Regions from separate parts of the Homo sapiens genome. Here all the other regions are linked to region 1. Evidence: chromatin contacts called from ENCODE Hi-C or POLR2A ChIA-PET data. All regions are on one chromosome and are shown on one strand. The core of a region is the stretch at or near the end of the contact, and the rest is flanking DNA. Distances in the headings are between cores, read along the strand shown. Region 1 holds the start of SGF29 (SAGA complex associated factor 29). Region 2 holds the start of SPNS1 (SPNS lysolipid transporter 1, lysophospholipid). Region 3 overlaps XPO6 (exportin 6). Region 4 holds the start of ATP2A1-AS1 (ATP2A1 antisense RNA 1). Region 5 holds the start of SH2B1 (SH2B adaptor protein 1). Region 6 holds the start of SBK1 (SH3 domain binding kinase 1).

Region 1 (4,014 bases), core at 632-3,131:
ATGATGATTGAGGCAACTGAAAAACAAAGCTAGGGAAATGTGATGGTTAACTTTATGTGTCAAACTGATTGGGCTAGGGGATTCCCAGATAGCTGGTGAAACACTTTAGAGTGTGTCTGTGAGTTTCCTGAGGGTTTGCTTTCCTGGGCTTCCAGCTTGCAGATGGCAAATCTCGGGACTTCTCAGCCTCTATAATAGTGTCACCCAATCCATCACAATAAATCTCTTTTAAAATAGCTATACAGTTGACCCTCAAACAATGCAGGTTTTAATTGTGCAGGTCCACTTATATGTGGATTTTCTTCCACCTCTAGAACTCTTTTTTGAGACAGGGTCTTGCTCTGTCACCCAGGCTAGAGTGCAGTGGCACGATCTTGGCTCACTGCAGCATCCACCTCCTGGGTTTAAGTGATTATTGTGCCTCAGCCTCCCAAGTAGCTGGGATTACAGGCGTGCACCACCACGCCCGGCTAATTTTTTAATTTTTTTTTTTTTTTTTAGAAGAGACTGGATTTCACCACGTTGCTCGGGCTGGTCTCAAACCCCTGAGCTCAGGCAGTCTGCCCACCTCGGCCTCCCAAAGTGCTAGGATTACACGCATGAGCCACCGCGCCTGGCCAGTATTTACATTTAAAATGTGAAACTGGGATTGCGGTGGCTCATGCCTGTAATTCCAGCATTTGGGGAGGCTTTGGTTAGGAGGACTGCTTAAGCCCAAGAGTTTGAGGCTGCAGTGAGCTGTAATAACACCACTGTTCTCCAGTCTGAGCAACAGAGAACGTGTCTCTAATAAAAACAAAAATGTGAGATGATGCCTAGGTTAGAATCAGCAGAGGAGAAGCCAGAGAGAGCAGAGGCAAAGGAAGAGAACGTTCAGCAAGCCAAATGAAAACAGTGTTTCAAGGAGGGGCAGTGATCCACAGCATCAAATGCTGAACAGGACTGAGACCTAACTTAACAATGCATTTGGCCACCTAGAGATCACTGGTGGCTTTGACAAGAAGCCTTTTTAGTGGAGTGGTGGAGACCAAAGCCTGACTAGAGGCTCAAGGGTTCAAGACTTGGAGGAGAAAAGGCATTAGTGAGGGTAGACTAAGGCCTTTGGCTGCAAACCGGAGCCGAGGAGGAGGTAACTGGAGGATAGCGAGGGTGAAGGAGGCTGTTTTGTTGTTCTTAAGACGGGCATTTTTTGGCCGGGCGCGGGGGCTCACGCCTATACTCCCCACACTTTGGGAGGCCGAGGCGGGAGGTTGAGCCTCCTGGGCAAACGACGAGCTGTTAGTGTATCTTGTTAAGAACTATATATATATACAAAATTTTTGTGCAAATCATAAAATAAGTGCTGGAGTTCGGGGCCCATCCTCTGTCCGCATCTTCGTGACCCGGGTCCGAGTACCCCACCTGGAAGCTGCGTCCGTGCCGAGCCCAGCGTGTCGCTGTTTCCCACCCTCGCCGGGGATGGAAGCACGCAAGCGCAGACCTCGAGCGGCCGGGCGCAGGGCCCGCCCTCCCCGAGCCCCGGCCCCGCCCTCCTCTCCCGCCCCCACCCCCACGAGCCCCGCCCCCCTCCCGCCCAGAGCGCGTGCGCACCGCCCCTAGAGCGCCGCCTCAGGGAGGTCGGGAGCCGCGGCGCGGAGGGAGGACTCAGCCCTTCGCTCCCGCGTTTCGCCGGAGGTCTCAGGCCACGGCCCGTCGCCACCTACCGAGTCCGGGACAAAACAAGCTCGTCGGGCTGGAAACTGCGACGAGGGGAGCAGGCGCGTTCCTCGAACCCTTTTTCGGAGTCTGCGGATGATCACAGACCTGCGTTCGAAGATTGGCGGCACGTCGAGAACCGCACACGCTTTTTTTTCCTTTTATGAGCGTAGTCGCGCGCGGAGGACCTTGCACGCATGCGTAGTCGTTCCTCTGTGACGTGACCCGCTGCCCCGTGGGAAATGTAGTTTTCACTTGGCACACCGCTCCGGCTCTTGGCGGAACCCTAATTTAACCAACCAAAGTGCTTGTGCGTTTTCAGCGTTTTCTCCCATTTCCCCAGACTCTATTTAAAACAAAATGCAATAAATAAATAAATAAATAAAACTTGAAAGCGAACAGATTGCTGCTTGCTGGAGGTGGGTGGGCGCAGGGGTAATATGAAAACTGTACTTTCTGCTCAATTTTGTTGTGAACCTAAAAATGCCCTAAAAAATAAAAGTCTGTTGTTAAAAAATTAATTAAAAACAGGCCGGGCGCGGTGGCTCACGCCTGTAATCCCAACACTGGGACGCTAAGGCGGGCGGATCACCTGAGTTCAGGAGTTTGAAACCAACCCGGCCAACATGGTGAAACCCCGTCTCTACTAAAAAATACAAAAATCAGCCGGGCGTGGTGGCGGGTGCCTGTAATCCCAGGTACTGGGGAGGCTGAGGCTGGAGAATCGCTTGAATTCAGGAGGCGGAGGTTGTAGTGACTGGAGATTGTACCATTGCACTCCAGCCTGGGTGACAAGAGGGAAACTCCATCTCAAAAAAACAAACAAACAAAAAACAAGCAGATCTTTAGACCCAGAAATCGCACTTCTAGGGAATCTTCTCAGGAAAGTACTAAGGATATGGACGTGCAATGGACATGTAGCCTCAATGGTATTTTATCGAAAGCCATCCTGGTATCTTAAAGTTTCTTACATAACCTACAAATGTCTGTAATTATTTGTTGATTATTTGATAAACTTGCAAGTCCTATGAGATTGGGATCATCTTGTGTTCACCTGTGTATTCCTAGTACCTAGCACAGTGCCTGGCCATCACATGTTTCTTTTTTTTTCTCTTTGAGACAGGGTCTCGCTCTGTTGTCCAGGTTGGAGTGCAGTGGTGCCATCAGGGCTCCTGAGTAGCTAGGACTACAAGCACACACCAGCACATTCTGCTGATTTTTAAATTTTTTTTGGTAGAGATGGGGGTCTTGCTATGTTGCATAGGCTGGTCTTGAGTTCCTGGGCTCAAGCGATCCTCCTGCCTCAGCCTCCCAAAGTGCTGGGATTACAGGCATGAGCCACCAACCTCAGCCCCGTCAGTATTTTTCTGTTTATTAGAGAATCTCAGGCGTTAGCACTGAAACTATGTTAACCCCAAAATTAATGCATCATTTTCTTCCATCACACTTGCAGTTCTTTCTGTGGGCGTCAGGTCAGTGAATGACATGCCCATCCACCCAGCTGCAGTTCTACTTACTGCCTTTTATGAAGGTTATGCTTTGAGGGATTTTGCAAATTTTGCATTTGTAAAGGTCTCAGGGGCTCTTTTTCCTGATTGTTAAATATCAGCCCTAGCTAGGCCAGGCGTGGTGACTCACGCCTGTAATCCCAGCACTTTGGGAGGCCGAGGTGGGCAGATCACGAGGTCAGGAGTTTGAGACCAGCCTAGCCAATATGATGAAACCATGTCTCTACTAAAAATACAAAAATTAGCTGGGCATGGTGGCACGCACCTGTAGTCCCAGCTACTCTGGAGGCTGAAGCAGGAAAGAACCACTTGAACCCAGGAGGCGGAGGTTGCAGTGAGCCAAGATTGCGCCACTGCACTCCAGTCTGGGCAACAGAGCAAGACTCTGTCTCAAAAAATAAATAAATAAAATAAATTTAAAAAATCAACCCTAGTCACTGATCAGGAGAGATGTAGAGCTTACAGTTGTTTTTTAAATTATTTTGGTCTCTGCCCTGTTTTAAAATTTTATCGTTAATTTCTGATTTTTCTACAATAAACATGTATTTATTAACTTTTTAAAAAGTGTTTTAGAGTGTTGTCCACATGTAAGGAATTGCTCTGTCTTCTCCACATCCACATTTCTCAAAAGAATCATCTATACTCAGTTTTCATGTCCCACCTCCTACTTAGTACAATGTCCTGAGCCAGCACCTGGGGGTTATCCCTGACATCACCCTTTCCCTCCCCTCCCTCATTCAATCCACCACGTGTCTGCAATATAAAAACACATTTGTTAGGCACTTGCTATGCACCGGGCACTGTTCAAAAT
Region 2 (4,014 bases), core at 491-2,990, 420 kb before region 1:
AAGGATTAGAAGACAAGGGGCATAAAAGTTCTTCGCAAAGTCCTACAGGTGTAATCATCACTTCCTCCAGGCCTGGCACACAATGAGTACTCAGAAATGGTTGAGAAATGAATGAAGGATGGAAGGAAGAAAAAGGGCTTGGCTCTAGCTTTGCCTCTCCCACAAGTCCCAAAGTTGTGAACAAGTAAAACACACCTCTCCCCATTCCAGACACCCTCTCCTGCCTTTACTTATTTATTTATTTATGAGATGGAGTCTCGCTCTGTCACCCAGGCTGGAGTGCAGTGGTGCGATCTCGGCTCACTGCAACCTCTGCCTCCCGGGTTCAAGTAACTCTCATGCCTCAGCCTCCCAAGTACCTGGGATTACAGGCGCTCGCTACCATGCCTGGCTAATTTTTGTATTTTTAGTACAGATGGGGTTTCGTCATGTTGACCAGGCTGGTCTTGAACTCCTAACTTCAAGTGATCCACTCATCTTGGCCTCCCAAAGTGCTGGGACTACAGGCGTGAGTCACCACACCCAACCCTCCTGCCATTATTTACTGGGTGTCTACCATGTGCCAAACACTGCACTAGGCCCTTCACAGACAATCTTTTAGTTAATCTTCACATCAGTCCTAAGAGATGATTCGTGTTATTACTTGTTCCATCTTATAGACAAGGAAAATGAGGCTTAGAGAGGTTGAGTGCCTTGCCTACCATCACACAATAAGTGGAAGAGCTGAGATTTAAACCCAGGTCTGTCTTCACCTGGGTGAAGTTATACTTAGTTATACTAAACTGACTCCCTCTTTAAATGTGGTGTCCCGCTGACCCCCGAGCAACATCAGGGCCATCACCTCCCCTAACTGGCCACAAAACCTCCATTAATGAGCCCCTAGACAGGCCAGCGCGTGGCCCCACTTGAGACAGAACAGAAGGAGGAGCGGCTGTGTGACCAGGAGTGGTCCCCACTCACCGGTCTGGATGAGCCCAGAGCTACTGTCCCCGATGTTGAAGAACTGCTCGATGTCGGGAAGGACGCCTGAGGAGAAAATTCAGGATGGTCCGGCAAAGCAGCGCCACCCTCGGGACCCTGGCTCCCCTCTCCTAGACTATCTTCCTCCCAGAAGTGAGTCCCTACCAGCCACGGTGAAGCGGTCCATGTAGTTCAGGAGATTGATGTAGCACAGCACCGCCACTATGAGAGCCGAACGGCCGGGAGACAGGCCGGTGATGCGCTGCAGCCCCTCCTGGTCCGGGACCTCGGGCTCCTCGGACTTCGGGTTCCCCGTGGACCCTGGCAACCCCGGGGTGCCAGGCACTGGCCCGTCGTCCGGGTCATCCGCCTGGCTGAGGAAGGGCGCGGTGTCGGACCCGGCCATGGTCCCGGGGGGCCGCGCCCGCCCGCGCTCCGGTCCCACCGACGATCCCACCTGCGAGGGGAGGAGGCTGGAGAAAGGAGGATGGACCGAACACAGGCGAGGGAAGTGCGCCCGGAGACGGGGAGCTTGCCCTGAAGCACAGAGCACCACTGAGAAGGGACCCGGGCCCTGTCACGCCTCCCCGTCTCAGTAGACACACAGCGCGGAGGGGACGTGCGGAATACACGTGATGTCGGGGACAGGAGCGGGCTGAAGAGGGCACGATCCCACGCGGAGGCCACCCCTCACCCGGGGTAGGAGCCCGCTGCACTTGCTGTCGCTCAGCCCGGGCGCTGCACCACGGCAGCCGCCATGTTGCTTAAAGCCGGTCATGTGACGCGGGAGCCAGGGTGGAAGGGGTCCCCGCGGGCAAGCCTTCGACACGTGACCTGCCACCCGACTACGGAAGCCTCTTGGGCGTTCCGCCCGGGCTCACATGTCATGTGACGGCCGGCCGGTCGCCGGAGTAACCAGGAACTTTCCCAGACCCTGCGGTCCCTGGAGCGTCAAAAAGAGCGTCCCCGTGACTAGGTGGAGTCGCCTGCCCTTCCGAATCTCAGCTGTCTTATCTGGAACCCCCACGTGGCAGACTCCATCTTCATCAAACGGGATAATGGGGTCTCAAAAGGTTTTGGAAGTAGTAGATACCTCTAAAAGCCAAGGAGCAGCCCTAGTTCTCGGGAACCATCCTGTCTTCCTCCCAGGGTCTGGTTGGCGGCTTTTTACTCTCAATAAAGGATGGATGGATGGATGGATAAATGGATGGATGGAGCTTGAGCAGCGCGATGGATGGAGGATTGGAGGGACGGAGGGATGGACGGACGGACGGATGGAGCTTGAGCAACGCCCCGCCCTTTGTTGAGATTCCCCAACCCTGCTAGCCTTGTAAACTCCTGAGCCTTCACCGTGGACACTTAAATACCTATTAAAGGAAGCGTCTCCACCCGCCGCTCCTGGAGCATATTTTTCCTCACTCCAATCGGGATTGGAGCCCTTGCGCCCTCCGGTGGGCTTTTGTAGGGCAGGCAGGAGCTCCTAGCCTAAGGAGACTCCCAGCTGCAGGACTAGGGTCAAAGGGATAACTTGGGAGTGGTTCTTTAGTGGCACCCTATAATCTCCAAGCTACATCTAATAAAGCACTCTAAGTAAAATTAGTATAGTTCTGTGCAAATACAGCTTCAAGACCCATCTTTCAACCAGCCCTTAAAGGCCCTCTACTGAAATCCTGGAATCTCGTGGGGAGAGCATCCCCCAACCCCAAAACGCCTTGTTAGAAACTATTTCGAGTCCGAATACCCATAATTGGCTTTAACCCCCCCCCCCCCCCCATATTAGGTGCCTCGTGTTTCAGAACCTTAAGCTTGGTTTCCCCTGGCGGACAGGAACTTCAGGTTGCAGGCATTTAATTCCCTCAACAAGATATTATTGAACATGTATGTGCCTGGCATTTTACCAGGTTTCAGGGAAAGGCAGACTTACTCCCTTCCCTCGTGGAGCTTATCTAGAGAGTGATACGCATTGTAAATTGCACCTCTGAAGTGAAAAGGCAAGCCACAGGTTGAATGAAAATATTTACAAAGCATCTATCTGCCAAAGGACTTGTATCCATGTAAAGAACTCTTTTTTTTTTTCTTTCTTTCTTTTTTTGGAGACAGACGCTTGCTCTGTCACCCAGGCTGGAGCTGGAGTGTAGTGGCGGGATCTCGGCTCACTGCAACCTCCACTTCCGGGGTCCAAGCGATTCTTGTGCCTCAGCCTCCCAAGTAGCTGGGATAACAGGCACGTGCCACCACACCCGGCTAATTTTTTGTATTTTTGGTAGAGATGGGCTTTCAGCAGGTTGGCCAGGCTGGTCTTGAACTCCTGACCTCAAGTGATCTGCCCGCCTCAGCCTCCCACCGTGCTGGGATTACAGGGGTGAGCCACCATGCCCAGTGTCATTTTAATTTTTATATTTGTAGAGATGAGTTATCGCTATGTTGTCCAGGCTAGTCTGGAACTCCTGAACTCAAGCAATCCTCCCACCTCATCCTCCCAAAATGCTAGGACTACAGGTGTGAGCCACTGCACCCAGCTCTTTTGTCCATTTTAAAAATTGTGTTTTTGGCCAGGCACAGTGGCTCATGCCTGTAATCCTAGCCCTTTGGGAAGCTGAGGTGGGAGGATCACTTCAGCCCAGGAGTTCAAGATCAGCCTGGGCAACAAAGCAAGACTCATCTCTACAAAAAAACTAAATAAATAAAAATTAAATATACACTTCCCATATGACCCAGCAATTCCACTCCTAGGTAACCACCAATGAGAAATGAAAACGTGTCCAAACAAAAACCTGTATATGAATGTTCATAAATGCATTATTCATAATAGCCCAAAAATGAAAAGAATCCACATGTCCATCAACAGGGGCATAATCTATTCATACAACGGGAATAGCTTAACAAGAAAAAGGAATGAACTGTCAGAGACGTTCGGACCAGAGTGACTCCATCTTGAGTGACGGTTAGGAAAATAAGGCTGGGACTTGCTGGACTGAATTACAGAAAGTAAGGCATTCCTAGACTCGACATGTTTATGGTTAAGGAAACAATAACGTTTACTAGGCCGGGCGC
Region 3 (4,014 bases), core at 662-3,161, 370 kb after region 1:
ACATGATGAAGTCTTGTCTCTAATAAAAATTCAAAAAAAATTAGCCAGGTGTGGTGGCGGGCACCTGTAATCCGAGCTCCTTGGGAGGCTGAGACACGAGAATTGCTTGAACCTGGGAGGTGGAGGTTGCAGTGAGCTGAGATTGTGCCACTGCACTCCAGCTGGGCGATAGAGCTAAACTCAGTCTCAAAAAAAAAAAAAAATAAAGAAAGAAACTGGTGCACCTCTCCATTGGTAGCTGATTGATGAGTCTTGTTTTTATGCATTCTCCAATACTATGTGGATGAGGTTTCCCAGCATAAAACGTACCATCCTCTGTATACAAAGATGTTTCCTCTAACTGGTCTCCATGGGGAGAAAATATGCTGCTTCCATGTTATCACTGCCACAGTGGGATCAGTTGAACTTCCTGGCCCAGACACCCGGCAGTCATCTTGCTTCTAACTCTTGGTCCTCAGCAGTAATTAGAGGAAGAGACAGACAATCTGACTGGGCACTTTGTGCAAACCCAAGAAATAATAGAGGAATGTTCTGCCATCGATCAACTTTATGGTAGTTTTAGATTAAAGCAGAAAAGTGCTTTTTAATGACTAAAATTATGTTTAGATGCAGCCAGAGTGTATGTTTTAATCAAATATTAAATGTCTGTGTGAAGATATTGTGCAAAGTTATGTCTAGATCTAAGCTGCAGACAAGAAAACAAGAAGCCTTTCTCATGCGAGGGGATGACTTTGTTCCAGATTGTGTTAATAGAGGGGTGGGCGCGCCTGCCCAGCCTTAGCAGTCCTGTTACATGCTGTGGTTGTCTGTTTGCTTCAGTAGAAGACATTTTTTTTTCTCCTGCAACTCTTGTACACAATGTTTAGAATGAATTACATCAATGTATATTTGTACCTCGGTCTTCCCTCTGCTTGGCCTTACGCTGTCCTATCACAGTCAGGCTAAGGAAAGGAACTCACATGGGTGTGGCTGGGGCTGAGATTCTGGCTGGCTGCTCACTGGCTGTGTGTCTTTGAGCGAGTCATCCAGTGTCTCTGGGCTTCCCTGATTGCCCTGCTGACTGCTAGACTGTGGAGGGTCAGTGGGCTTCACCACTTTTTCTTTTTTTTAAATAGAGGAATAAAGTGAGATTTCCACTTCAATATGCTGTGCTTTTTTTTTTTTTTTTTAAAGGAAGTGTCAGCTGGGCGCGGTGGCTCGTGCCTCTAATCCCAGCACTTTTGGAGGCTGAGGCAGGCGGATCGCTTGAGCCCTGGAGTTTAAGACCAGCCTGGGCAACATGGCGAAACCCCAGCTCTACAAAAAATACAAAAATCAGCTGGATGTGGTGGTGTGCAGCTGTGGTCCCAGCTACTTGGGAGGCTGAGGTAGAAGGATAGCTTGAGCCCGGGAGATAGAGTTTGTGCCACTGTACTCCAGCCTGGGCGACAGAGCAAGACCTGTGCCTCCAGAAAACAAAAGGAAAAGGAAAATATCTACGGGCTGGGATGCAAAAGAGCAGTAGTGACCGGAGGGAGAGATGGGAGGAAGCATTGTTCTGAATGTCGTTCTCCTGACTGGGGCTTCCTTGATGCACTTTTCTAGCTTTCTGGCTTTTTGAGCTGAATGACTTCAGGAGGGGGATAGGTAGATGTCACTCGCCCTGGTTCCCATGCATGTTATTTTAAGCTTAGTATTTCATCTCATACTTGTGTGCAGGCCTACAGGTCAAAGATTTTTTTCTCTCCTTTTTTTTTTTTTTTTTTTTTTTTTTTTGCAGTGGTGAAGGGTGTAGGGAAGTGAGAGTGATGATCTGAGAGTTTAGACATCTATGGTAATCCTGTTAGCTTTCAGAGAAAGTTTACATGAGTTTGAATATCTTTGCTAATCGCATGTGTTGTAACACACCGGATATGTTTTGCATACTTTTTAACCTTCGTTGGCAGCAGGGATAGAATCACTTTTCTTCGAAACCTTTATATACAGCAAATAGGGTAATGACACTGTTCTAGATATGCCACAGGGATATTTGAATGGCACTCTGGGATACTAGTCCTCATTTTGTTGAGGTTTGGTATCTATGAGCCCATGAACCTGAATATAGGAGACCCATATGATTCACCTCCTAGTAGATTATACAAAATGAGGCTCTGGGAAAGGATGGCAAAAAGCTTAATAGAAGTGTCTTTAAAAAATAGTCATTTTTGGCTGGGCATGTTGGCCCATGCCTGTAATCCCAGAACTTTGAGAGGCATAGGTGGGAGGATTGCTTGAACCTGGGGGTTTTAAGACTAGCTTGGGCAACATAGCAAGACCCCATCTTTATTTAAAAAAAATTTAAAAAATAGTCATTATTCCCCAAGATTAATTTTGTAAAAAGGTTATGCTTAGAGGGGGTTGTTTTAGAGGCCATTAGGTAACATATTACAGATTTAATCAGGGTTTGAGGAAACCACCTTCTAGCTGCTACATCTTAGGGAAAAGCACCTTATTATCCACCTTCAGTCTCAGTGTTAGCAGTCTCCTGTTTTTCAACACAGATTGAATCTGCGTGTGAGCAGAAGTCTGCTTATGGTCAGAACCCTTAAAGGGGAAAATGTAAAGAGTCACATGTATCTTCAATTTGGAGGAATTACCAGTATTCTTGAGAAACTGAAAGTGATACCAACAGTTTTCTTGTTCCTTTTACTGTCTTGAATTTGGTCTTTAAGATAGTTGAGCCACCAGCCCATGGTAGATATTGTAGAAAATACAGACATACTAGATAGAGCATCTTTCCAGACAGTTGATGTTCTGGGTAGAGAAGCCTAATATCTATGACGTATGAACAGTGACTTTCAGCCCACACTTCATGCCTGACATTGTGTTTACTATGTATTTTACATTTTATTTAATTCTCAGAATGACCCAATATGTTAGGTACTTTTACTGTCCCCACTTGTGCACAAGAAGAAACAGTGACACATTAAATAACTAGGCCAAGGTCAAGCTGCACATTTGGATTCAAACTTGGGGAACCTGACCCTAGAGCCTGCATTTTAAAACTTTTGCCATTCTGAAATGACCAGAGAACAGCACCAAGGGCAAAATTCTGTAGTACTGATTACAAGACAAAGACACAAGATGTAAATGACCTGATCTGTACTGTAATCTGTGTAGGAAAATTCATGAAGGTTAAACTATAAATTGCAGTCTCAGAAGCAAATGCAGGATGGGGCTAGGTACTCGCTTATGAGACCATGAGTGTTCAGATTGGAGTGGCTTCCTATGGCGAGTGACATTGAATCAGGCATGCTTTCCTTCTTATCCTCCTAGTAAACTTCCTTGCTCTTCAAAACCCAAATCACCCCTTTGAAGCTTTCTTTCCTTCAGATAGAGTTAGTTTTCTCTTTGGTCTTCTGAGGCTGTTTATATGTACGCCAGGACTACAGGATGTAACTGCTAGGCCACCTTCAGTTCTTTGAAGTTAGGGACCGTCTTACTCATCATTGTATCCCAGGGGCTTAATTTAAGCAATATCAGTTACTTAGTGAGTATTGAATTCTCATTTCTCCAACAAATAGCTGAGTTGCTTAGTCACTCCAGAATTAAAGCTAGGTTTAGAATAATTGGAGCGGTGTGATGGCATGTGCCTATAGTCTCAGCTTCTCAGGAGGCTGAAGTGGGGAGGATCGCCTGAGCCCAGGGGTTTGAGGCTGCAGTGAGCTGTGATTGTTCCACTGCACTCCAGTCTGGGGTGATACAGCAACACTCTGTCTCTAAAAAAAAAAAAAAATTAGGCTGAATGCAGAGGCTCCCACCTGTGATCCCAGCATTTTGGGAGGCCAAGGTGGGAGGATCACTTGAAGTCAGGTGTTCAACCCCAACCTCGGCAACAGAGCAAGACCCAGGCTCTACAAAAATGAAAATAAAAGCCAGATGTGGTGGCATGTGCCTGTAGTCTCAGCTATTTGAAGCTGAGGCAGGAGGATTGCTTGAGCCAAGGAGTTTGAGGCCTCAGTGAACTAGGATCATGCCACTGAACTCTAGCCTGGC
Region 4 (4,014 bases), core at 1,014-3,513, 330 kb before region 1:
AGTTCGAGACCAGCCTGGACAACATGGTGAAACCCCGTCCGTCTCTACGAAAAGTACAAAAAAAAAAAAAAAAAAAAAAAAAAGCCGGGCGTAGTAGCACGCGCCTGTAATCCCAGCTACTTGGGAGGCTGAGGCACGAGAATCACCAGAACCTGGAGGCAGAGATTGCAGTGAGATGAGATTACGCCACTGCACTCCAGCCTGGGCAAGAGAACGAGACCCTGTCTCAAAAAGAAAAATCTAAATAAAAAATCAAAGAAAATCAGAGGCTGCCCTGCAGATGCTGTCCTGGACCTGTCAGCACCACAGACACAGGTGGCTCTGCTGCGCCTGTAACACTGGGGCAAAGAGAAAGTGCTATTTCTCTCTTTTTTTTTTTTTTGAGACTGGGTCTCACTCTGTTGCCCATGCTGGAGTGCAATTGTGCAATCTTGGCTCACTGCAACCTCCGCCTCCCCATTCAAGTGATTCTCCTGCCTCAGCCTCCTGAGTAGCTGGGATTACAGGCACCTGCCACCATGCCCAGCTAATTTTTTTGTATTTTTAGTAGAGATGGGGTTTTACCATGTTGGCCAGGCTACTCTTGAACTCCTGACCTCAACTGATCCACCCGCCTCGGCCTCCCAAAGTATGAAAGTGGCTATTTCTATCCTCAGTGTTCAGAAACCAGTGAGCACCAAAAAATGGCTTATAGCCTGACATTTCTTAAAACCAAAGCAAGGTAGCATTTGGGTTTTCACTTTGGAAATGACCTAAAAACAAAACAAAACAAAACAAACCAGGAAGCAGAGGACAGGACATGTAGGGGGTGGTCAGGTCAGTGGAAGAAGGAAATCAAGCTAGCGTCTATTGAATTCCTACTGTGTGCCAGGAACATGCATCATCTTAGTCGATTTCACACTGGATTGCTAGCCCCATTTTATGGATGAAGAAACTGAGGCTCAGAGGGATGAAGGAACTTGCTCAGGGTCACATAGCCAGGAAGTGACAGTGGGTCACAGTCTCCCACCTCTTCCCCACACTCCATCCCATTCCAGACCAGGGGATAGGACCAGAGGAAGAGGCAAGTATGGGGGAGGTGATGGAGGAGGAGGAGACTGGAGGGAGGGTTGGCCTCTTCTTCACTGTTGGGACATGAAGGGGTAAGGAAGGGTCAACGCTAACCTGCCAAACCCCCACGATGGCATTGGCAATGAGGATCAAGAGGATGACAAAGGGTTCAACAAAGGCAGTGATGGTCTCTTCACCTTCCTCAAACCAGGCCAGCACCTGGGGAGCAGGGGAAAGGAGAATGACAGGTAATGAGGCCCCAAAACAGATGGAGAAAGGAAGTGGACCACTGCAAAGGGGAGAACTGTGCAGGAGAGTGCAGGAGCCAGCAGGAGGGCCGGGCACCGTCGGGGCGCTGTGGCCCCACATCCGTCTGAGGGTCTGTCCATCCACTGCAGGTCCTGCCACCGCCTTACTCAGCGGGATGGGCGCGCACAGACTTGCACCACTTGGGGGATTAGCTGGGAATGCTTTCAGGTTTCCCTGACCAAGCTGCTGGCTTAGAAGCGAAGCTCAGGCCAACCCCCCGCACAGCCACATCCATCCCACGGGAGCCAAAACCCGAGAGGAAAAACCCTGTGGTCTTCGCAGGCGGTCTGGCCCCCGCAGCCCTCCCCCTCGGCCAAGGCAGGGAAGCTCCGGTTTCACGAGGGAGCCGGAGCGGGGATAGGGTTACGGGGCCTCCTGCGCGCGCCCCGCCCCAGCTGTTGCCACCGCCAGGCAGCAGGCAAATGTCAAGGAGCAAATCTGAGAAGGGAGAGGAGAGGCCCTGCCAGCTTGTGCTTAACGCGACGGGGCCTGCGTTCGGAGACCAAGGCACAGGGAGGCTTTCGTTGCCTCCAGAGTCCCCAGCGAGGCTCACATGCTGCGGAAGAACCCGCGACATGCAGATGGACCGCGGGATGGGGAGTAGCCCCCAGGGCGGGAGAGGAGGCAGAGCCCTGGAGATGCCCTGCGGGGGTGGGGGTGCCTAGGGAGCGCGGGGAAGGGCTAAGGCCAGGCTGGGCGGGTAATGAGGGATGCCAGTGCCCTCCCTGACCGGGCGCCGGGCTCCTTGGAGTCATCATCACACCGCCGCGCTTTCCCGCCACTAGGAGCGAGTCCTCCCCTCGACCAATCAGCGTCAGGAGGCTGGGGAGGGCGGGGCAGGGGCGCCGACGGGCGCGGGGATTGGTGGAGCGGCCGTCCGCCCGGCGCATGCCGGGAGTGGCAGTGGCCCCCCGCGCCGCAGCCGGCATCGCGGCGGGACCCGGAGCCCGGAGTTCGGGTGGGTAACCCGAGCTCTCCAAGCTCTTGAAGCCGCGAGGGTGGCTTAGCTTCGGTGTTTTGGCTGAGAACACCCTTAAAGCTTAAAATAAAACCTGCCTCTGGGGTGCAGGGGAGGAGAGAGGAGGACGCGAATCACACCCGCTGCTGCGCGCCAGCCCGCCCCGTCTGTACAATGGGATGCTCGGGACTCGGACGGGAGGATCCAGTGACTGCGAGCCCCGCATTCGCCCGATCCCAGCCTCACACCCCCAGCCAGCCCCCAGAGACCCTCCCACACTTACGAAGGAAATGCATGCGGCCAGGAGGAGAATCCGCACCAGGAGGTCTTCAAACTGCTCTATCACCAGCTCCCACAGGGTCTTCCCTGGGGGAGGAGGCAAGGGGAGGGCCCCGGGTTAAGGTCTAGTGGGTGAAGGTCTGGGATGGAGCGCCCTGGACTCCGGCCTGCAGTGGGGAGGCTCTAGGGTGGTGGGCAGACAGCTTGGTGCCCAGAGAAGGGCTAAGAAGCTCGCCTGGAGTCCAGAAACAGACTCGGCAAAGTGGGGGGCAGTTCAAGGGTTGGCTGCTTCAAGGAGAAAGCGCCTGGGAGACTTCTGCCCCGGACAGGACTCTAACCTTTAGGGAGGGAGATTTGCCTTTTGGGAAGGGATATTTGCTCAAAGAATCTAAAGAGGCAGGGAGGAGGGAGTGGGACAGGGCGGGGTGGGGGGTGGTCATTTATGAGAGTTCAGGGATTCCAGTAACTTACCTTCCTCAGCAGGGAGCTCTACCCAGGAAAAAGAAGAAAAGGACAGATTCATTTGGGGTTCAGCCTCATGCCCCCCACACCCAAGACTTTGTGGCTAAGAGAATCAGGCCACCTTGAGGTTCATCAAGTTCATCCCATTAAAACCTCCCAAAACTCTGGATCTCGGGACTCTGTTTTCTCAGTATCTTCTTCCCCCTGCGAGCATTGGACAACGGCCCAGCTCTTCCTTAAGAAACCCTGAAGGGAGAAACGCGTGCATGCGTGTGCGTGTGTTTTGGGGGTGCAGGAGGGCATTAATTACCAGCCGCTCTTCCAAGGGACACTTACCATTGAGGCCGTATTTCTCCAGATTCCGCTTAACTTGGTCCGGGGTGAGGCCCGTGGTCTCACTCACCCCAAAATAGGCCAAACATTCCTCCGTGGTTTTAGCATGAGCGGCCTCCATTGTGCTCCCTTCCTGGGGGCCGGGGCCGGTGTGTTCCTTCCAGGGGGTTCCCACTCGTGGGGGGTCTTCCTCAGTGTGTCCAACTGCCTGTCTGCCTGGGTTTCTTCTTTTTACTCTCCTGCCCCCTCCAGGTTTTTCTTCCCTCCACAAAGCTCTGACCCCCGTCCCACTTGAGCAGCCGGCCACCCCCCGGCCCCCAGCTGGTCCTTATGAGGGAGCAGGGGGAGGCCGGGCTCCCCCCTCCACCAGATCAGGGATTGGCTGGCTGAGACTCCAGCAGGAGGTGGTCAGAAAAGAGAGATATTTCTGCTGACAGAGGGGGAACAGTGGGGCTGCAGCCTGAGATGTCACTCATGAGGGACGCAAAGGTAGCCCCAGCCCCAGGGAAGTGGGGTAGGGAGAGACTTCACTTTCTGTCATCTGCTACTGACCCTGCCCCCCCATTGCCTCGACTTCCCCAGCTGCATTGAATTTCCCATTCCAAACTCATCCCCCCAGTTCT
Region 5 (4,014 bases), core at 716-3,215, 310 kb before region 1:
CCCGAGCCTGCCACATTTGCCCCCACTTTCCTTAGCTTTGGATCCAGCAGTAGAGGGCTTTGGAGCACCTTCCCCCTAAAAAAGGGAACTTTTCCAGATCACCCCCCCTCTACATCGGATCCTCCAATATTCATGTCACACTTCCCATGAGCCATTCTAGAGGCTCCCACTTGGTTATCTTACCTTTCCCTGAGAGGTTTCAAAGACCTCTCGAACAGATGAGGAAACCGAAGCTCAGAAAAGTTTCAGAACTCCAAGTCTACTGTTTTCCCCACTTCATAGTCCCTGTCCCCAGGGCCCGGCTGGGCCAGCCTCAGCCATAGCACCTCACCGCCCCAGCTCGCAGGGGGCTAGAGAGGAGCTGGGATTCTAGACCTTAGAGAGCCTGCCTCACGCATCTTAGGGTCCAACTCTTTGGAGGGGGCCGATTCATTAATGAGGATGGATGCATGATGGACCAAAACAGTAATTGTCTTGAAAGCTGACCCCAGAGTCCAGCACCCACGCACTGCGTGAAGGAGATGTGAAATAGCTACAGCCCACTTCTTTGGTATCCCTTCAGTCTGGGGCCAGAGGCCGCAGGGGCCCCAGAGGAGAAACTGGGTTGGCTCAGGTCAAGTCTTTGCTGGCCTCACGTAAACAAAACATCACAGGGAGAGCTGGGGCCCTAGGATTTTTCACCTTCCTCTTCTCCCACTGGGGAGTATGCCCTAAAGGCAGGTTAGCCTTCTGGTTAAGGCCATGGACTTGAGTCAGACCAGGGCTCAAACCACCTTATGAGCACCCAGTCCAGCCACCTTATGAGCGATGTTATCTTGAACAAATTCCACGTCCTCTCTGAGCCTCCGTTTTTCTATCTGTTAAACAAAGCTAATGATCCCTCCCCTCGAAATGTTGAGAGAATTACATGGAATGGGGTATGTCAGCGCTGAACGCAAAGTAAGCATCCGCTGAACGACTGCCATTGTTACTATCTTCATGTGGGAGAAGAATATTATTGTTCCAATTTTCTAAAATAGAAATTAGAGAAAGGAGGAGCCCTCTCAAGGTCTTACAACTAGAAAGTGGCAGAGCTGGGTGTGGAATTTACAACCCTTGGCTCTTGTTAGCGCTCCTCCCGCCACGCAATACTGGAAGGTGACAGCCCCAGGACTGGGGCCAGAGCAGCTCAGGAAAGCCTCCCCAAACCCTCAGCGACCTCAGACTCCTGTTCAAACCTACAGCCAGGCTGTAAGTCGGTGAACCCTCCCCTTCCTCCTGGGCCTCGACCCTACAAGCTCAGATGGCTCCAACCGCAGGGACAACTCCAAACCAACGAGAAACAATCAGGAGATGCAGGAGTCATGGAGCACGGGGGAACCCAGCCAAGAAGTGCAAACCAATCTCCAGCCAGCGGCCACCTCGGCTCACACAGGCCCACCCAATCCTCCGCACCGCAGACAGACCCAGCCCCCTTCAGGCCCGCTGACCCTGCGACTCCTAAGCTGGTGACTCAGTTTCTCTTCTGCCAAGCAGGACTCAGACACATTTTCCCGGTGCACCTGCCTCCTGGCTCAGTTCTGATATTTCCCGAAGGGCGGGAGGTGGAGGGTGCAGGCTCCGCTCTCGGCTCGGACCCTCCGGGCCCGGTGGTCCATATACTCCGATCCGACCCTACTCCCTGGACACCCCCCAGCCGCCCATTTTCCGGGGCCGCATCCACCTCGGGACCAGCCCTGTCTGCTGCACTCTCCGGGGCCGAGTGCCTCTCCAGCCCCCGGCCCTCCACGCCCACCCCCACCCAGGAATCCTCTCGGGCGCCAGGGCCGGGTCGCGGAGAGGGAAAAGGTACTTGAAGAGGGGGGTTCCGGTTCCGGTCCCACCTGCATCTCGGTCCCCGAGGTTAGCTCCGGCGGCGGCGGCGGCGGCGGCGGCTCCCGCTCCCTGCGCCCCCACCCACTACGCGACGAGCGCCCAGCCCGGTTCCGCGCAGGCGTCAGGACCCCCTTTCCCGTCGCTGAAGGAAGAGACCATAGAGAACAGCGGCGGGAGGGAAGGGCACCTTCATACTTACTTCCGCCATCCTCCCACTCGGCGCCGACCCCAGGAGACCGAAGACGGTGTGAATCTCGTAGGGCTTCAGTGCCTTCTCCAGTTGCACCTAAAAGCGACCACAGACGCAGCGGGGGAAGTGCTTGGATCCCACCAGAGCGTCCTCCCGGAGGAAATTCGGGACAAAGGGGCGATGTCGACCATAGAGAACCGGCCTTAGGGGATAGAGTCCCAGGGCCCGGCTGAGGGCTAGAGTAGCCGCCGAGCACCGGAAACCAGCGAGATGATGAGGCTGTGTGAACGGCCCGCTGCAGCCTAGAGCGCCGGCCCCGCTGTGGAGGGGCACGCGGACAACGCCACCAAGGAGCTGAGCGAGGAAAGAAGCGGGTGACCTTGGGGAGGCCCTGCGGGGAGGCGGAGCCTGAACTTACGACCTTGGTTTATCTGAGGAAAGGGGCAGGCGGTCCAGGAGTTTGCATCTCTGAGGCTGGAGATGAAGATGGTGGTAGTGGTGGGGGAGGGGGTGGGTAGAAATAATGAGGTCAGGGCCGGGCGCAGTGGCTCATGCCTGTAATCCCAGCACTTCGGAAGGCCGAGGCAGGTGGATCACCTGAGGTCAGGAGTTCGAGACCAGCCTGGCCAACATGGTGAAACCCCGTCTCTACTAAAAATACAAAAATTAGCCGGGCATGGTGGCGCGCGCCTGTAGTCCCAGTCCCTCCGGAGGCAGAGGCAAGAGAATAGCTTGAATCCGGAAGGCAGAGATTGCGGTGAGCCGAGATGGCGCCACGGCACTCCAGCCCAGGCAACAGAACTAGAATCCCTATTTTAAAAATAGAAAAAAAAAAAATGAGGTCAGGGCCGGGAGCGCTGGCTCACGCCTGTAATCCCAGCCCTTTGGGAGGCCGAGGCGGGCGGATGGCTTGAGGTCAGGAGTTTGAGACCAGCCTGACCAACATGGTGAAACCCCGTCTGTACTAAAAATACAAAAAATTTAGCCGGGCGTGGTGGCAGGCGCCTGTAATCCCAGCCCCTTGGGAGACCGAGGCAGGAGAACAGCTTGAACCCGGGAGGCAGAGGTTGCGGTGAGCCGAGATGGCGCCACGGCACTCCAGCGCGGGCAACAGAGCTAGACTCCCTATCAAAAAAAAAAAAAAAAAAAAAGAATTGAGGTCAAGGCCGGACGCAGTGGCTCACGCCTGTAATCCCAGCACTTTGGGAGGCCGAGGCGGGCGGATCACTTGAGGTCAGGAGTTTGAGACCAGCCTGACCAACATGGTGAAACCCCATCTGCAATAAAAATACAAAAATTTTAGCCGGGCTTGGTGGCAGGCGCCTGTACTCCCAGCTACTTGAGAGGAGGCTGAGGCAGAAGAATCACTTGAACCCCAGAGTCGGAAGTTGCAGTGAGCCAAGACTGCGCCACTGCAATCCAGCCTGGGCAAAAGAGCGAGACTCCATCTCAAAAATAATAACAATAATAATAATGAGGTCAATTCCAGACGTGCTTTTGGGACGTCTGTGGGCATATAGTCTGGAGCTAAGAAGAGACATCAAGGCCAGTTAGAGAAATCGAGAACAATTAAAGTACGGAGGGTAGTTGAAAGCATGAGCACAGTGAGATCCTCCACCCATCCAGTGTCTGATTGACCCGGCTCCAGCTGGCCTAAACAGTAAAGGAAGCTATGGCCCAAGTAATCGAAAAGTCCAGAGCGGACAGATTCAGACAGGTGAACACAGGGGCCAGAAGATATCAGGAACCTGTGGCTCACCATCTCTGGTTCTGCCTTCCCTATGCATTTGGCTTCACCCTCAGGCAGGCTCTCCTCTCTTAGTGGCAAAATAGCTTCTTGTAGCTCCAAGCTTAAACCCTAATAGCTTAGCAACTCTCCTAGAAGGAGCATGCCTCTTTTCTGAGATTCCCAATGAAATTTCCAGAACTGAGTAGCTGATTGGATCAAGTGCCCATCCTGGAACTCGAAG
Region 6 (4,014 bases), core at 625-3,124, 260 kb after region 1:
AGTTTGTGCACCTATCAAATGGGTCCAGCATCACTGCTTGTCTGCAGAAGGCTCAGAGAGAAGAGATGAGAGGAACTCCCAGCAGCCCAGAGTGTGTTCTTTCCATGCAGTCCAGCCCCTTCTCAGGATCTGATTCAGGATTTCAGGGTACAATGTCCCCTAGGGTCTCTCGGCTTCCTCATATGCGGTAGAGCCTGGGGTTCAGGACCTCACTGAGGGCCAGGCTGGGGTACGGCCGTGTGTACCACCTGGAAAGCCACAGTGAGACCCTGGAATTGGCCCTTGGTTGTCTGGGACACATTGAGCCAACCCTTGGTTTAACCTGGGTGTTCTCCAGGTTAGGAGGGGAAGGGAAAGACTTGGGTTGCTGTCCCTGGGACAAATGGGAACAGAACGGTGCCCTGACCTGAAATAGCTTCTTCATCTAGGCTACCTCTCCTCCCCAGAAACTAGCGCCTCACTTTGGGGGGTACTTACTCCCTCCCTGTCCCACAGGGAGTACAAAGTATGGTTTAGGTAAAGACCGCCAGTGTGGCCTGGGTCGGGCAGCAGAGTCACAGGGAAGATGCGATTCCCATTCATCCGCTCAAACACACCCCTTCCCCGCACTCTCACAGACAAAGACACACACCCGAAGCCCCAGCCATCACCCAGGGCCACATAAGGCAGCCCCCCTCACCTGTGGGCACCCCCAAATTTTCCCCTCTCGGGGGGACTTCACTAGAAGCTCAGCTTGGCCGTGGGGGAGGGGTATTCACACTCCAAGGACCTGGGGGCCAACCTCCAGGCTCGCAGCTTTTGGGGGGGGACTCTCCGCCCTCTTCCCCCCTCTCCATGGCACAACGGGCTCCACCACCACTCCTCCGTGGGGCCGGGGAGCTGCGCCCGAGCCTCAAGGCTAGGGAGTGGGGTGGGGGAAGGGAGAGGAGGAGGGGGCGGCTCCTCCAAGCGAGACACAAAGAGACGTCCTTCAGCCTCGGCTCCATGGCGACGCTGGGGAAGGGGGAGCGCGCAACCCGATACTTCCTTCCCCACCTGCAGGGCTATGGGGACCTCGGTGGCCACTCACCTGCCGCCCCTCACCTGGGCCCGGCTTACCTGGGCTGGGGCCGCGGGGACGCCGCGGCAGGGGGCCTGGGCGCCGTCGCGGTCTTCGTCTGCCCGGCCCCGGGGGCTCAGGGCGCCACGACCATGGACCGGGGTGCAAGCGGTGCCGCCAGGGGCTCAGTCGCCCAAGTCCTGGAGCTTTAGGGGGGGGATCCCCGAGGCTTCTTGCTGGTGAGAGTGTCTCTTGCTGTCCCCGGCTGCCTAGATTTGGGATTTCTATGTACCGGAGTTGGGGGGAATTGGGATCCCCTGATCTAGGGGCGTTCTGAGCTGGGTCTTCTTGTCTTGAGGTGTGGAGTTGTAATGACCGGATCTTGGGAGGGGGTTCTCGCAATCCCGGCCTGGGGGCACTGCGTTCTAGGTCTTGGGGCGGGGGCCCAGACTGAGGAGGGGGAGTCCTTGCGGTGCCGTAGGGGGCTTGCTGTCTTCTAAATACCGAGGAAGTCTCCGCTTTCCCCGCAGGGGAGTCGCTCGGTGTCGGATCCGGGAGGGCCCCCCCTCTTCCCCGAGGCTCGCCGGATCCTGGATGTGGAAGGGGGCTCCCCGCACTCCTCGGCTGCGGGGGCTTTAGTGGGTCCCGGCCACCGGCGGGCGCTGGAAGCCCCTCAGCCGCTGGGGGGCTCGGTCGCCGCCGCTACGAGCAGCCCGGCCCTGCGCTCCCGGCCCCCGGCCTGGCCCGGGCTCCGGCTGCGGCTCCAGCTCGCGCTCCGCCTGGCGCTCGGGCCCCGGCCCCGGCGCCCGCCCGGGCTGCGCTCCATCGCGGCATCGCGGCTCCGCCCTCCAGCCAGCGCGCACCTGCCCGCCCGGCCCGCGGCTCCGCCCTCCGGCTCGCGCGCCGCCGCCCGCCCCTTTGTCCGTCCCGCTCGGCGCGCGCCCTCGCGCAAGCGCGCTCACCCGCCGCGCGCCCGCCCTCCCGCCGCGCGCCGCGGAGCGCAGATTCTCCCCGCGCGGCGCCCCCACCCCCTTCCGGCCGCGCTGGGTCCTAGCGCCGGTGGCTCCCGAGCTGGCTCCCACCCCCCACCCCCCACCCACCCCACTCCTTTTCTAGGTCAGAGCCCACGAGGGGGCGAGAACGAGGTTACAGAGGACTCGGGGGAGTCTGAGAGGGTCACCTGGTCCAGCTTTCTGGGCCCTGCGGGACGAGACTGCCCCAGACTGTCCCGGTCTGTGCTAGTGGGGCGGAGCCTGTGTGTGTTTGAAGGAGGGAAAACAAATCCAGGTTCTGCATTCGGATATGCATTTCATTCATCCATGCGTCCGCCTGCCTGCCTGCGCTTCCATCCATCCATCCATCCGTCCGTCCATCCATCCATCCATCCATCCATGCATCCTATTTCCAGCGAGACGTCAGAGAACTCACAGTCTTCTTGGGGAAGAGGTCATAAACTTGGGCCTGGGTGGTTGCCCTATCCAACTGAGGTCGCCTTTGCGATCCCTGCTGCAAATAGGCAGTGACTAGTCCAGGAGTGCAGCTGGGAGGAACTGCTCGCCGGATAGAAGGGAAGAAAGGAGATTCTAGGCAGAGGTACAGCAGGTGTAAGGGATGTTGCATTGTCTGTTTGATAACCGGAAATTGGTGGCCTGGATGAAGTGGGTGGATGGGGACAGAGATGAGATAGGGACAGCTCGTCCTTCCAGGCCCTGTTCTTTCTCCTCCCTGCAGCTCACTCTTTCCCTAGTGAGAAAGCCCCAATAGGACGCCTTCCCTATTTCTTTCTTTTTTTTTTGTTTTTTTAGCTTCAAGCTTCAAAAGCATTTCTTTTTCATTCTTTTTTTTAATTATTATTATACTTTAAGTTTTAGGGTACATATGCACAACATGCAGGTTTGTTACGTATGTATACGTGTGCCATGTTGGTGTGCTGCACCCATTAACTCGTCATTTAGCATTAGGTATATCTCCTAATGCTATCCCTCCCCCTTCCCCCCACCCCACAACAGTCCCTGGTGTGTGATGTTCCCCTTCCTGTGTCCATGTGTTCTCTTTGTTCAATTCCCACCTATGAGTGAGAACATGCGGTGTTTGGTTTTTTGTCCTTGCGATAGTTTGCTGAGAATGATGGTTTCCAGCTTCATCCATGTCCCTACAAAGGACATGAACTCATCATTTTTTATGACTGCCCCTATTTCTTCTAAGTTTTTGATCAGGCTGTTTTCTCAACCCAGCGTAATCCTCCCAGCCACTCCCGACTGTTTCCAGAGCTTTAGGAGCCAGGGATTGCAAACGCAAGTACCTACAGGCGCAGACATGAGCGACTGGGGTCGCATGTAAAGTGATAGAGAGGGTGGAGAAGAGGGGAACTGGAGACATCGTGGGCTGTGCGTGGCTGGATGATATTCAAAGAGAAGCAGGACATCCAGAAATCTTCCAACTTTTAAATGTTTGAAACGAATTCCCAAAATTCGGAAATATTGAATGGGCCAAATGAAACACACTTTGCAGACAAATCTGGCCCCCAGACCATAGGTTGGCAACCTCTACCATTGAGAATATTGTTTCAGTTCTTAACTTGTCGGCCTCCTGCCTCTGTCTAGATTGTCTTTTTTCTCTTTTCTTTTCTTCTCTTCTCTTCTCCTTTCTTTCTTTTTCTCTCCCCGCCCTTCCTTCCTTCCTTTCTTCTTTCCTTCCTTCCTGCCTTCCTACCTTCCTTCTTTTTTTGACAGAGTCTTGCTCTGCTGCCCAGCCTGGAGTGCAATGGCACGATCTTGCCTCACCGCAACCTCTGCCTGCGGGGTTCAAGTGATTCTCCTGGCTCAGCCTCCTGAGTAGCTGGGATTACAGGCGTGTGCCACTATGCCTGGCTAATTTTTGTATTTTTACTACAGACGGGGTTTCATCATGTTGGCCAGGCTGGTCTCAAACTCCTGACTTCAAGTGATCCACCCACCTCAGCCTCCCAAAGTGCT

The links. Hi-C counts contacts between places; a loop is a spot of excess contacts on that map. ChIA-PET counts read pairs that join two places held with the same protein, here RNA polymerase II (POLR2A). Pooled maps may share reads with other maps.
Region 2: a map of ascending aorta shows a loop between it and region 1 (3-fold over the local background). The contact joins the promoter of SPNS1 here to the promoter of SGF29 in region 1. A Hi-C loop is called at or near these places in 1 of 168 maps with a recorded cell type or tissue (ascending aorta), 1 of 37 single-sample maps with no recorded cell type and 9 of 50 pooled maps. POLR2A ChIA-PET finds 5 or more read pairs at or near these places in 2 of 52 experiments (HCT116 and MCF 10A).
Region 3: a pooled map shows a loop between it and region 1 (7-fold over the local background). The contact joins the enhancer-like site here to the promoter of SGF29 in region 1. A Hi-C loop is called at or near these places in 1 of 168 maps with a recorded cell type or tissue (mesothelial cell of epicardium) and 3 of 50 pooled maps. POLR2A ChIA-PET finds 5 or more read pairs at or near these places in 3 of 52 experiments (H1, HepG2 and activated naive CD4-positive, alpha-beta T cell).
Region 4: a loop to region 1 is called in a pooled map, with 4 times the contacts of the local background. The contact joins the promoter of ATP2A1-AS1 here to the promoter of SGF29 in region 1. A Hi-C loop is called at or near these places in 1 of 168 maps with a recorded cell type or tissue (MCF 10A) and 4 of 50 pooled maps.
Region 5: a loop to region 1 is called in a map of transverse colon, with 10 times the contacts of the local background. The contact joins the promoter of SH2B1 here to the promoter of SGF29 in region 1. A Hi-C loop is called at or near these places in 4 of 168 maps with a recorded cell type or tissue (CD8-positive, alpha-beta T cell, MCF 10A, chondrocyte and 1 more), 2 of 37 single-sample maps with no recorded cell type and 10 of 50 pooled maps.
Region 6: a loop to region 1 is called in a map of dorsolateral prefrontal cortex, with 6 times the contacts of the local background. The contact joins the promoter of SBK1 here to the promoter of SGF29 in region 1. A Hi-C loop is called at or near these places in 5 of 168 maps with a recorded cell type or tissue (CD8-positive, alpha-beta T cell, dorsolateral prefrontal cortex, naive thymus-derived CD4-positive, alpha-beta T cell and 1 more), 7 of 37 single-sample maps with no recorded cell type and 9 of 50 pooled maps. POLR2A ChIA-PET finds 5 or more read pairs at or near these places in 3 of 52 experiments (AG04450, K562 and activated naive CD4-positive, alpha-beta T cell).

The regions. Positions count from the first base shown.
Region 1 is chr16:28,551,787-28,555,800 of GRCh38, reverse strand. It overlaps SGF29 (SAGA complex associated factor 29), which reads right to left and starts at 1,881. Exons shown (of 10, transcript NM_138414.3): 1 at 1,704-1,881. RefSeq lists a silencer at 1,453-1,572 and an enhancer at 1,593-1,912.
Region 2 is chr16:28,972,504-28,976,517 of GRCh38, reverse strand. SPNS1 (SPNS lysolipid transporter 1, lysophospholipid) reads right to left here and starts at 1,740. Exons shown (of 12, transcript NM_032038.3): 1 at 1,126-1,740; 2 at 961-1,026. The coding sequence starts at 1,366. RefSeq lists a silencer at 1,384-1,473, a cis regulatory region at 1,510 and enhancers at 1,426-1,595, 1,694-1,803, 1,884-2,003.
Region 3 is chr16:28,186,413-28,190,426 of GRCh38, reverse strand. All of the region lies in intron 1 of XPO6 (exportin 6), which reads left to right. Among named protein-coding and RNA genes, the nearest start is that of XPO6, 24 kb to the left of the region's middle. RefSeq lists a silencer at 920-1,059 and enhancers at 1,452-1,501, 2,586-2,755. Within about 2 kb of position 1,911, at least 11 of the 41 ENCODE cell types and tissues checked have a DNase peak (open chromatin) inside an H3K27ac peak, as active enhancers do.
Region 4 is chr16:28,878,170-28,882,183 of GRCh38, reverse strand. It overlaps ATP2A1-AS1 (ATP2A1 antisense RNA 1), which reads left to right and starts at 2,263. Exons shown (of 2, transcript NR_046290.1): 1 at 2,263-2,642; 2 at 3,080-3,227. ATP2A1 (ATPase sarcoplasmic/endoplasmic reticulum Ca2+ transporting 1) reads right to left here and starts at 3,696. Exons shown (of 23, transcript NM_004320.6): 1 at 3,395-3,696; 2 at 3,068-3,085; 3 at 2,601-2,683; 4 at 1,165-1,269. The coding sequence starts at 3,512. RefSeq lists silencers at 2,047-2,396, 2,417-2,466 and an enhancer at 2,537-3,310.
Region 5 is chr16:28,861,794-28,865,807 of GRCh38, reverse strand. It overlaps SH2B1 (SH2B adaptor protein 1), which reads right to left and starts at 1,965. Exons shown (of 8, transcript NM_001387430.1): 1 at 1-1,965. RefSeq lists a silencer at 1,751-1,910 and enhancers at 2,021-2,380, 2,023-2,528, 2,246-2,540, 2,821-2,890.
Region 6 is chr16:28,290,385-28,294,398 of GRCh38, reverse strand. SBK1 (SH3 domain binding kinase 1) reads right to left here and starts at 1,874. Exons shown (of 4, transcript NM_001024401.3): 1 at 1,099-1,874. It overlaps LOC124903670 (a long non-coding RNA gene), which reads left to right and starts at 2,334. Exons shown (of 2, transcript XR_007065033.1): 1 at 2,334-2,632. RefSeq lists silencers at 1,774-2,003, 2,211-2,382.